2 separate regions of the Homo sapiens genome follow, and region 1 is linked to region 2. A link is an interaction called in ENCODE POLR2A ChIA-PET data of the cell type or tissue named here. Cell type or tissue: Panc1. All regions are shown on one strand. Links, peaks and the distances in the headings refer to the core of each region. The heading gives the core; the rest is flanking DNA.

Region 1 (5,375 bases), core at 299-5,298, 220 kb before region 2:
GAAAAAACTAATATTCACTGTTAGTCTCATGTATTTGTAAACTTTAATTTTTTATTATGTAAAACCTTCAAACATAAAAGTAGTCAAAATTATATAATAGACACCTATATACTTACCACCTAGATTGAAAACTAACATTCTGCCATATTGGCGTAGTTTATTCGTTTACTGATAGTAAATCAGAGACATGTATTTAGAGGTGAAATGTCACCCTAAAAAGCGTTTTTCTTAATGATTTACACCACCCTTAGTAAAATTAGCTATTCATTCCTTCATATCATCTAATACCTAATATATATTCACATTTCCTCAGGTGTCTCAAATGTCTTTTACTAATGATTTTTTCCAACAAGGATCCACTCAAGGTCCATACATTTGCATTTGATTATTACGTTTTAATCTGGAATAGCGCCTACCGCCCCCAACCCCTGCCACTGCTTTATCAGAGAGGTCAGTTGTCCTGTAAGATACTCTACCTTTATGATTTGTATGATTTTTGTTTGTTTGTTTTCATTTAACTTCTATATTTCTCATATTCCTGGTAACTGCAAGTCAGGTCTAAAGACCTCACTAAATTCCTGGAAAACATTTTTAGCAGGAATGCTCTGTACTTCATGCACTGTCACAACTGGGAGACACTAAGTATTTGGATCTTGAAGATTTAAAGACTTCTAATTGGTTTTTAAAAGCCCTGTTTCACTGGTTTTCTAGGATAAGCTTCTCTAGAGAAGTTCCTTTTTAAAAAATGTTTTATTAGTTTGAAGATTTAATGGGATTTTCCTTTCCCCTGAAATTCTTCCAGTTTGATTTCAAAAAGAAAAGGTCAACATAGCATTACATTTCTGAATTTTCCCTCAAATAAGCCAAATAAATAGTTGGTGAAACAGTATTTTGTGACTGATGCGCACCACTTTGGTTCTGGCAGTCTCTGGGCATTAGGCCACTCTTTCTGCTCTGCTCTCCTGGCTGACAGTTTATAATGGATTTTACTTTTCTTTTAAAAAATCAGATTTGCTGTCTTTTGCTGTCATCAGCTCTGGGCCTTGTCACCACATGGCAGACTTCAACCTACAATAACCCCTGATGCGTGTTTCCTGAAGGGGACCTCTCCCCTTCAGTCCACACTTCTAGTAGGTTGAGTTCAGCCCAAGATTAAGGCTCTGGTCTGGAGTCAGAAGATGGGTCAAAATCTAGCTCTCCCACCGGCTGGTTGGCTCTTCTTCAGCAGTCAGCTAGTGTTTCCAAATGACAGTATCTGTGTCCTCATCTGTAAAGTCGGGACAATAACTGGTGTTTTTTTTGTTTTGTTTTGTTTTTTGAGACAGTTTCACTCTGTCACCCAGGCTAGAGTGCAGTGGCGCGATCTCGGCTCACTGCAAGCTCCGCTTCCCGGGTTCACGCCATTCTCCTGCCTCAGCCCCCCGAGCAGCTGGGACTACAGGCACCCACCACCGCGCCCGGCTAATTTTTTGTATTTTTAGTAGAGACGGGGTTTCACTGTGTTAGCCAGGATGGTCTCAATCTCCTGACCTCGTGATCCACCGGCCTCGGCCTCCCAAAGTGCGGGGATTACAGGCATGAGCCACCGCGCCCGGCCTATAACTGGTTTTGACTAATGCGAGTTGTGGTAGGGCTTGAAAGAAATCACAAACTAAATGTAAAATTTAATTTGAAAAATGCTGTCCAAGCAGGAACTCACATCCAGGAACAAAATGAATGGAGACCAGAAATCCAGATATGTATGCCCAAGAAAAGCAGAATTTTATCCAGGACTTCTCCCAGGTTGTCAGGATGCTGACTGAGGATGAGATGGGGCACCCAGAGACAGGAGAGTCTATTACCTGGCTCAAAGAGGTCCTGGAGTACACTGCCACTGGAGACAAGTACCACTAGGGTTTGATGATGCTGGTAGCATTCCAGGAGCTGGCAGAGCCCAGGAAACAGGATGCTGATAGTCTCCAGCAGGTCCTGTCTGGGCTGTTGTGTGAACTGCTGTAAGCTTGCCCGTTTTTTTTTGTTGTTGTTGTTGTTTGTTTTTTGAGATGGAGCCTAGCTCTGCCGCCCAGGATGGAGTGCAGTGGCACAATCTCAGCTCATTGCAACTTCCACCTCCTGGGTTCAAGTAATTCTTGTGCCTCAGCCCCCTGAGTAGCCAGGACTACAGGCGCATTCCACCGCACCCAGCTAAGTTTTGTATTTTTGGTGGAGACGGGGTTTCGCCATGTTGGCCAGGCTGGCCTCGAACTCCTGACCTCAGGTAATCCCCCTGCCTTGGCCTCCCAAAGTGCTGGGATTACAGGTGTGAGCCACTGCACCTTGTGCTGCAAGCTTTCTTCCTGGTGGCAGATGACATCAGGGATTCATCCCTCACCTTGCTGGGGGCAGATCTGCTTGTATCAGAAGCCAGGTGTAGGTTTGGATGCCATCAATGATGCTATGCTTCTAGAAGCATCTATCTATCACCTGTTGAAGCTCTGTTGCTGAGAGCAACCCCATTACCTGAACCTGAAAAAGCACTTCCTGTGGAGTTCCTATTAGACAGAGATCAGGCAGACCCTGGACCCCATCACAGCCCCCCAGAGCAATGTGGATCTTGACTGGTTCACTGAAAAGAGGTACAAATCACTGTCAAGTATAAGACAGCTTTCTACTTCTTCTACCATCCTGAAGCTGCAGCCATGTCTATGGCAGGCGTCAGTGTGGGGAAGGAATGGGCCAATGACAGGAAGATCCTGCTGGAGTTAGGAGTTCTTTCAGATTCAGGATGATTACCTTGACCTCTTTGGGGACCCTACTGTCACCACTGGCAGAGTTTGTACTGACATCCAGGACAACAGATGACAACAAATGCAGCTGACTGGTGGTTCAGTGTCTGCAATGGGCCACACCGGAACAGCACCAGATCATGCAGAAGAATTACAGGGAGGAGGCACTATATGAGGAGCTGGATCTGCTGACCATGTTCTTGGTATGTGGAAGATGGTTACAGCCACCTTATGGGTCTCATTGAGCAGTGTGTTGCACCACTGCCCCCAGCCACCTTCCTGGGGCTAGCGTACAAAATCTCCAAGCAACTGCAAGGCAGGGAGAGGAGGCTCTCAATAAATTACTGTGTAATCTTTTTTTTTGTTGTTGTTGTTGTTGTTGTTGTTGTTTTGAGACAGAGTTTCACTCTTGTTGCCCAGGCTGGAGTGCAATGGTGTGGTCTTGGCTCACTGCAACCTCTGTCTTCTGGGTTCAAGCGATTCTCCTGCCTCAGCCTCCCAAGTAGCTGGGATTTCAGGCACCCGCCACTACGCCCGGCTAATTTTTGTATTTTTAGTAGAGATGGGGTTTCACCATGTTGGCCAGGCTGGTCTCGAACTCCTGACCTCAAATGATACGCCTGCCTTGGCCTCCCAAAGTGCTGGGATTATAGGCGTGAGCCACTGCGCCCGGCCTACTGTGTAATCTTACAAAAAAAGAAAAAAAGAAAACAATGCTCTAAAAGAGAAGGGAATTTTGTTTCTGTTCCATGCATAGACCTACACAGGCTTTTTTCCTTTTGCTGTTTCCCACTTCCATATCTTATTTTATATGGTACTTTTCTTCCTTTCCCTTTCTAGGAAACCCTCCCTCCACCTTTCCTCCTACTCGACCTTTAGGCCTGGGTAAAATTTTAATCTTCAATACAATCATATTGTTTTGTCTCAGCCCACAAGTTTTCATTTATGTGAACTATCAGTTTTACAATTTAACCTCTAGTCATTCTCCAAATATTTTTACACCTAGGCCTCTTATTTCTGCAGATCTCAAGTTGCTTGAGGTCATGGTTTGATAGATTTGTTTTCAGCTCAGAACTATGAAAACTTTATTGTATTACCCTAGACATTGATTTCTAATGAGTTGGTTGTAGGATGCAACTGGTTTCTTAAGTGGGGGATATTTTTCTAGAATGTGGGTACAACTTTCTGATGTGAGGTCCTCACAAATTTTTAAACTTTGCTCCAGCAAAAAGAACCACGTAGAGGTTCTCTACCTGGGTCCTTCCTGCCTCACCTTCTTTAGGTGGAGTTGGCTCCAGTTTCCTCCTTGTCTCTGCCTCCACCCCACCCCTGCCCCAGGCCTCATAGTGTTCCACAGGAATGACGTGGTGACTGTAGTGAGGGTTACAGTGAAGAATTGCCCACTGTTTGGCCTTGCTGAACAGCAAATTTGGGCCAGCAGTGGGTCTGTTTTCTCTCTTTTCTTTTTATTTATTTATTTTTTTGAGACAGAATCTTGCTCTGTCTCCCAGGCTGGAGTGCAGTGGCGTGATCTCGGCTCACTGCAAGCTCCACCTCCTGGGTTCACTCCATTCTCCTGCCTCAGCCTCCCGAGTAGCTGGGACTACAGGCGCCTGCCACCACGCCCAGCTAATTTTTTGTATTTTTAGTAGAGACGGACTTTGTCCGTCTTAGCCAGGATGGTCACGATTTCCTGACCTCGTGATCCACCTGCCTCGGCCTCCCAAAGTGCTGGGATTACAGGCGTGAGCCACCGCACCGGGCTTTTTTTTTTTTTTTTTTTTTTTTTTTGAGTCGGAGTCTCACTCTGTCGCCCAGGCTAGAGCGCAGCGGCGCAATCTCTGCTCATTGCAAACTCCGCTTCTCGGGTTCAAGCAATTCATCTGCCTCAGCCTACCGAATAGCTGGGATTACAGGCACGCGCCACCGTGCCCGGCTAATTTTTGGACTTTTAGTAGAGATGGGGTTTCACCATGTTGGCCAGGCTGGTCTCGAATTCCTGACCTCGTGATCCACCTGCCTCATCCTCCCAAAGTGCTGAGATTACAGGCGTGAACCACCGCGCCCGGCCAGCAGTGGGTCTGTTTTCAACCCTCATGTACCCTCAGCTCTCAAGCCTGTGTGCTCCCACCCCAGCCAGTCACCAGAATCACATAGATTTTAAAACGACTTATCCTGGGTCCATCCCTACACATAGTAAATGAGATTTTTGCTGGGTAGCTTGGGACGCTATATTTTCCAAAACTCCCTGTTGATTGGCTGTATTTGGGAACCCCTGTTGCGAAGGAAGATCCCTTATCTCTTCATCTGTCACTAATGATGGTGGCTTGCGCACTCTGATGGTACTTACTTGGATGGGATTACAGATGGTTCCATCACACCCATCTGTATGAAATCTCGTGGTATAAGTGAATGTAGGATGATAAGGGACGAGCCTATTAGAGGCTTTTGAAGCAAATGGATAGTTTAATCAGATTGGTGTGTTTTTTTTTTCTGTAGAACTGCTGTGAACTAGACCTTGTTATCACCATCTGTTTCGTAAATTCCATTTTCGGTTTAACAGCTGGATTGTGAAAGATATACAAAATTATCCAGTTAAAAAACTAAATT
Region 2 (5,375 bases), core at 244-5,243:
ACCACCCCTTCTCTTGCCCCAAAGTTCAGCTTCCTGCTAGGGCCCTGTCGCACCTCTTCCCTGAGGTGTCAATTCAGGCCTATGCGTTGAGCCCTGATAATCCAAGCTTTGATTTCATGCCTGCTGGCAGCTGGTTCATTGCCACATTCACTGGCACTGAGATGTAGAAACCTACTCTGAGACAGGTTCAGATTCAGGCTTCACACACACCCACTACAGAATTCTGGAAGACTGAGTTCGTTCCACGTGTTCAGTAAAGTCCAAGATTCTAGGCCTGACACTTGTCCCAAGCTGCCCTCTGCACCTCTCACCTTCTCTAACCCTGTGCCTCACTCAGCCCAGCCTCTGCCTTGGCTGTGCTTCCTCCTGGACAAACACTGCCCACCTCTCCTTGAAGGCCAAATCTATACCTGTCCTTTGACAAACTCATTTAACAATCACTCCCATTGCACTCACTAGGTGCTGTTCTAAGCACTTTCCATATCTCACTTAATCCTTACAACACCCCTAGGTACTATTATTATCCAGATTTCAAAGATGAGGAAGCAGAAGCATGGAGATGGGACCTAGCTTGCACAAGAAGCCACAACAAATAAGTAGTAAAGCCAAGGTTCAAACCCCAGAATCTGTGTCCCTAACAGTGATGCTGCTGGGCTGGGCTGCCTCTTCCATAAAACTCCCATGTCCCAACTCCAGCTAAAATTACTTTTTCCTTCCAAGTTCCAGAGCCCTTCAGTGATCTTTCTCTTACGATCTAACCATTTTCTGCCTCACTTTCGCCACACTTATCTTTCATTTTTCATCTTTCCTGGCAGATGGTAAGCTTCTTGAAGACAGAATCCATGTCTGATTCAACTTGGGTCCCCTCAGCCACGCCTGAGCTCTGCACATCCTCGGTGGGTGCCTGTCAATATTTATCGGTGGAAGGAGGGGAAAAAGAATTCACTCAGCTAAGGGATCTCCTGCTGGAATGAGGAACACTTCCTTCTTTGTGTTCATCTCTATGTGGCTGCAATGTTTATATTTACTTTTGTTGTTTTAGGAGCAATTTTAGCTGCTATTGGTAAGGAATGCAGGTAGTCTTGAAGGTCAAAGCTATGTCTTATGAGCATGGGAGGCAACAGCAGTTAAGTTCTCCTCTGTTCCCTCCACATACAAGAGCTACTTGTAGAGGTGGTAACAATGATATGAAGACAACAATTGCAGCAATAACAACAGCTACCATCAATCACATACCACGTGCTAGGCACTTTATATCCTATATTTGTAATTCTTTCAATAAGCCTACAAGCCAGGCTTTATTATCCTTATTTTACAGATGGGAATTGTGATTCAGAAAAGTTAAGTCATTTGGCCGAGGTCAAAAGCTGGTAAAACATAATGCTGAGGCTTGAACCCAGTTCTGCCTCCCCCAGGCTTCGTCTGGCTCCGTCCTCTACACAGCAATGCCTTTCTTAGCCCTGAAGGAGCTTCGCTTTCTGTAAGAGTTAAGAAAGGCAAGTCACCTGGGCCCATTCATTCTTGGCTTCCTGGATTTCGTGGTTTTGGTCTTTTATGTGAAAAGCTACCCTTACACATGCACATTTCTTCCAAGAAACCAGATGAACGGTAACCTACTTTCACAAAGCTCAGAGAGTCCTTAATGCCTAGGAACAGACTGGACGGCGATCACAAAAATGTACTAAGAGATTTACAAGAGGGTGGTGCAGATGGGGGCGGGGAATGAGGGATGGGGCCAGACAGACTTGCTTGGGGTCAGACAGGCAGAGCGAGAACTAAATGTTCTGTTCGGAAGAAAGGATACATCACTCTTCATTAATCTATAAAGTTGTCTTAGTTGGGCCACAACAAACACTCAGTGCGTTCACAACGTGGCCACAAAAACATTTCACTGGTCTGGGTGTGAACGTTTTTTCTTTACACAGGAAAAGCAGTGCTTTTCACCCCAGGGGGCTGGGGGGGCAGAAGGGAATCCCTCAAAACGCAGCATACACTTAAACATGATTCAGCTCTGATTCATAGAATCTGGAATATTATTCGATTCACTCCGGGATTCTTGGTGCAAAGCGTTCCCTGCATGCTGGCAACGTCATCTTTCCATGCTACTAAGCGACAGACAACTTTCTTTAACATGCTCTGAAGCTCACAATATGTTTAAGACAGACTTTTCTGTGTGTGAGAGAAAAGAGGTGCTAATTATAGGCAGGAACAGCAATACCTAGTGGGGGCCTAGTTAAAAACCAACACCAACAGTGGACTAAAGAAAGGAGTGCTAGCCGGGCGTAGTGGTGCACGCCTGTGGTCCTAGCTACTTGGGAGGCTGAGGCAGGAGGACTGCTTGAGCCTAGGAGTTCAGGGCTGCAGTGAGCGATGATCGCACCACTGCACTCCAGCCAGCCTGGGCAACAGAGTGCGATCCTGTCTCTCTCTAAAAAAAAAAAAAAAAAAAAAAGAAAGAAGCGTTGCTTCTAAAAATAAAGCTCTCCTTAAATATTCTTTATCAGCTTGTTTCAGCCAAACTTGACACATTCGGTACACATTTCAACCCTGTGACTTTTTTCTTTCCTGAGCATTCCGTGGAAAGCAGGTGCTCAGGGAGAGCCTCCAAGGAGGACAGCAGCAGCTTCCCCTTCTCTAACGGGCTCCAGGCTGGGGCATGTGAACCACTGAACAGTACCTTAGCTGTGTCTCCTCTAATGAGTAGGATGTAAGGGAGAAAATGTGGGTCAAGGGTTCAGAGAGCTTCATGATGATCCAAGCTGTAGCTACTGACTCCACAGCCCTGTGGCTGCGCCTCCTTCTCCCACGAATGGCTTAATGGTGGTATTTCTCCTCAATTTAAATTAAAGGAAGATAAAGCATGGTAGCCTAACCTAAATGTCCTCTGCTCTATGGCCTCGGGCACTGATTGGAGGTTCAGCCTTCTTTGTGAACATTTCAGAGTTCCCTGTCTGTCATTCCTTCTTGACCCTGCAGAGTGATATGGTGGAGAGAGAAGAACATGGACTCAGGAGTCAGACTCCCTGGCTTCACACCCAACTGTGTCACTCACCAGCTTTGTGACTTTAGGCAAGTTACTTAACCTCTCTTGCCTCGGTCTCCTCACCTGTAAAATAGAGATGATGAGAATAGTATCTATGTCATAAGGATGTTATAGGAAGAAAACCAGAAGGGGGATTAAATTAAAACAGTAAGTGCCACATAGGTGTTAACTAGCATTTTTTTTCCTTCCTATCTTCTTTCTTTTCCTTGGTTTCTACAAATGTTTATTGAATATCCACTAGCTAATACAAATAAATACAGACAGGATGTAGTCTTTGCCCAAGTAAGGACAGAGATAGAAAGCTACAGTAGAAAAAATCACCAGTCTGGCATTTGGGGAAACTGGACGCTGGTCCCAATACTGTCATTAACCCCTCTGTGGCTTTCTCACCTGTAAACTCCAAGATCCTTTTAGGGGATCTTGACAAATAGAAAATAAGTTCACTGCCAGGCCTCACATATCATGCCATCTGAGCGATTCTATGATAAGTACCCCCTAAACTCCAAGGGGAGAGAAATGGCTTCGAGTTGGGCCAGTCCTAGAAGGCATCAGAGACCCAGAATTTGTGCTCGGCCCTCGAGGATGGCTTGGAGATTGGGAGATGGAGGTGAAGAGAGGCTGTTTCAAGTAGAGGAAAGGTACTGTGCAAAGGCACAAGTTGTATGTAGGAACTAGGCCACAGAACATGGGGCTGTATCTGAGAACTGGTTTTGGGAAAGCAGGAGGGACAAAAACTCACAAGGTCAACTTGTAGAGGGCTGGTGTGTTATAAAACAATGGGCAGTTTTTGAGGCGGAAATCCGATCAGAACGGCAGTGTGTGGAGATGCATCTGGTGGCAGCCTGCGGGAGGGCCGGGGTGGAGAGAACAGCTGGAAGACAACTGTGCCAGGAAGGCATGAGAAACAGAGGGTGAGGCCCTCAGGGCTCCCGAGGCAGGCAGGCCCACCACTGAACAGCTGTCCAGTCTGGGGCGCTCACGTAACCTCTCTTGTCCACAGTTCTCTCCATTTAAAAAGAAGACAACATAAGCAAAGGCTAAGCATGAATGCATGGTGTGTGGTAAAGACTCAGTAAGCAGGACCCAGAAAATAAAGTAAAGGGTGTGAGATAAGCTGTGATTGAAAAATTACTATCCACCTGAGTTACTGGTGAAACAAATTGCACATGACAGCAAGAGAGAGAAGGGTTCCACAGAGCCGTCCCCACAAGTCACTCGCCCTGGGTGACAGGGAGAAGGCAACAGAGAGGCTGGTGATCCCAGGTGAATAGCAGGATGTGGAAGAATGACATTTGCCTCTCCTTGGCTCTTCAATGAGATGACCCAGGGTAACTGGACACTGTGGCTGACTGTCCTGGTCACCATGTGTAACAAAGGCACAGACACAGGACAGAGCAAAGCCAATGCCTTCCCTGTACCTGGAACTTTGACCTACAAACATGGAGACCCCTAGGGAAGAAAAGAGAAGTTCCACCCTCAAACTTTCAGCTCAAAGCCACCAATCATGGATACCATCACATCTCATAAAGACACAGTAAGCATTATCATTTCCATTTTCAAGATAAGGATATTGAGCTGAGGTCACTTGCAGAGTTGGTAACAGCTGAACCCTGAGCTAACGACTTTGTCTTGCACTTGAAAACCTGTTTCTCTCCCAGCTGTCTCTTAGGGCTGTTTTCCCCTCAACCAGCCCTCACAAGCTGACCTAAAATTGCTCTGCAAAATACAAGAGCGTGAAATTAAAAATTAAATAGGTGCTTCTGCATCTATTTAAATCCCATTTATTTTTAATAGCTACTGAGGTTAGGCCTTGCACAAAAGGTGAGAAGTTGGTTTAAATCTCGATTTCTTTCTTGGTGGACTAGTAAAATATTGTCATTCTGCTCAAGTGAAGAAAAGGACCACCAAAAATGTTACACTTATTTAACTTTTCTTAAAACTAAGAGTCCATCTCCTGGGCACTTTCTTCCAGGGTCTTAAGCTCCCATGATTTGACAGTGTTTGGTTTGCTAGCTTGTGCCATTCCTCCAACATTTGGGGGTACCTATGTGTCTATAGGCTTATGGTAATCAAAGGGTTAATGCTCCCTGTCAATTGCACAAAAATTCCCATCCTAAATGGGAATCATTTGTCTTCTCAGTTAAGTGTCTCTGACAATACATGCTATTTATAAGCTGATGGCATCTGGCTCAGAATGGGAGCTAATACAATTATAATCAAAATAATAATATAAATTGGTTAGCAGGAGAATGGCCAGGATAAGCAAAAACAATTACAGTTGACTCTTGAACAAGGGTTTGAAATGCGCAGGGCCACTTATACTCGGATTTAT

Evidence for each region. ChIA-PET counts read pairs that join two places held together with the same protein. Peaks named below come from ENCODE experiments on the same cell type or tissue, not always from the same donor. Only the 100,000 strongest peaks of a DNase experiment are listed, where the experiment ranks them.
Region 1: POLR2A ChIA-PET joins it to region 2 with 7 read pairs; 2 of 35 experiments call an interaction of 5 or more read pairs at or near these places.

Annotation. Positions count from the first base shown.
Region 1 is chr14:54,882,553-54,887,927 of GRCh38, reverse strand. All of the region lies in intron 1 of GCH1 (GTP cyclohydrolase 1), which reads left to right. It also overlaps the pseudogene FDPSP3. Among named protein-coding and RNA genes, the nearest start is that of MIR4308, 7.0 kb to the right of the region's middle. In Panc1, for the core only: no CTCF peak of the experiment used is centred there; no DNase peak of the experiment used is centred there.
Region 2 is chr14:54,666,523-54,671,897 of GRCh38, reverse strand. The region is part of intron 2 of SAMD4A (sterile alpha motif domain containing 4A); the gene reads right to left. LOC112268133 (a long non-coding RNA gene) reads right to left here. Exons shown (of 2, transcript XR_002957606.2): 2 at 3,244-5,375. Among named protein-coding and RNA genes, the nearest start is that of SAMD4A-AS1, 19 kb to the left of the region's middle. In Panc1, for the core only: no CTCF peak of the experiment used is centred there; no DNase peak of the experiment used is centred there; H3K27ac peaks cover 462 bases.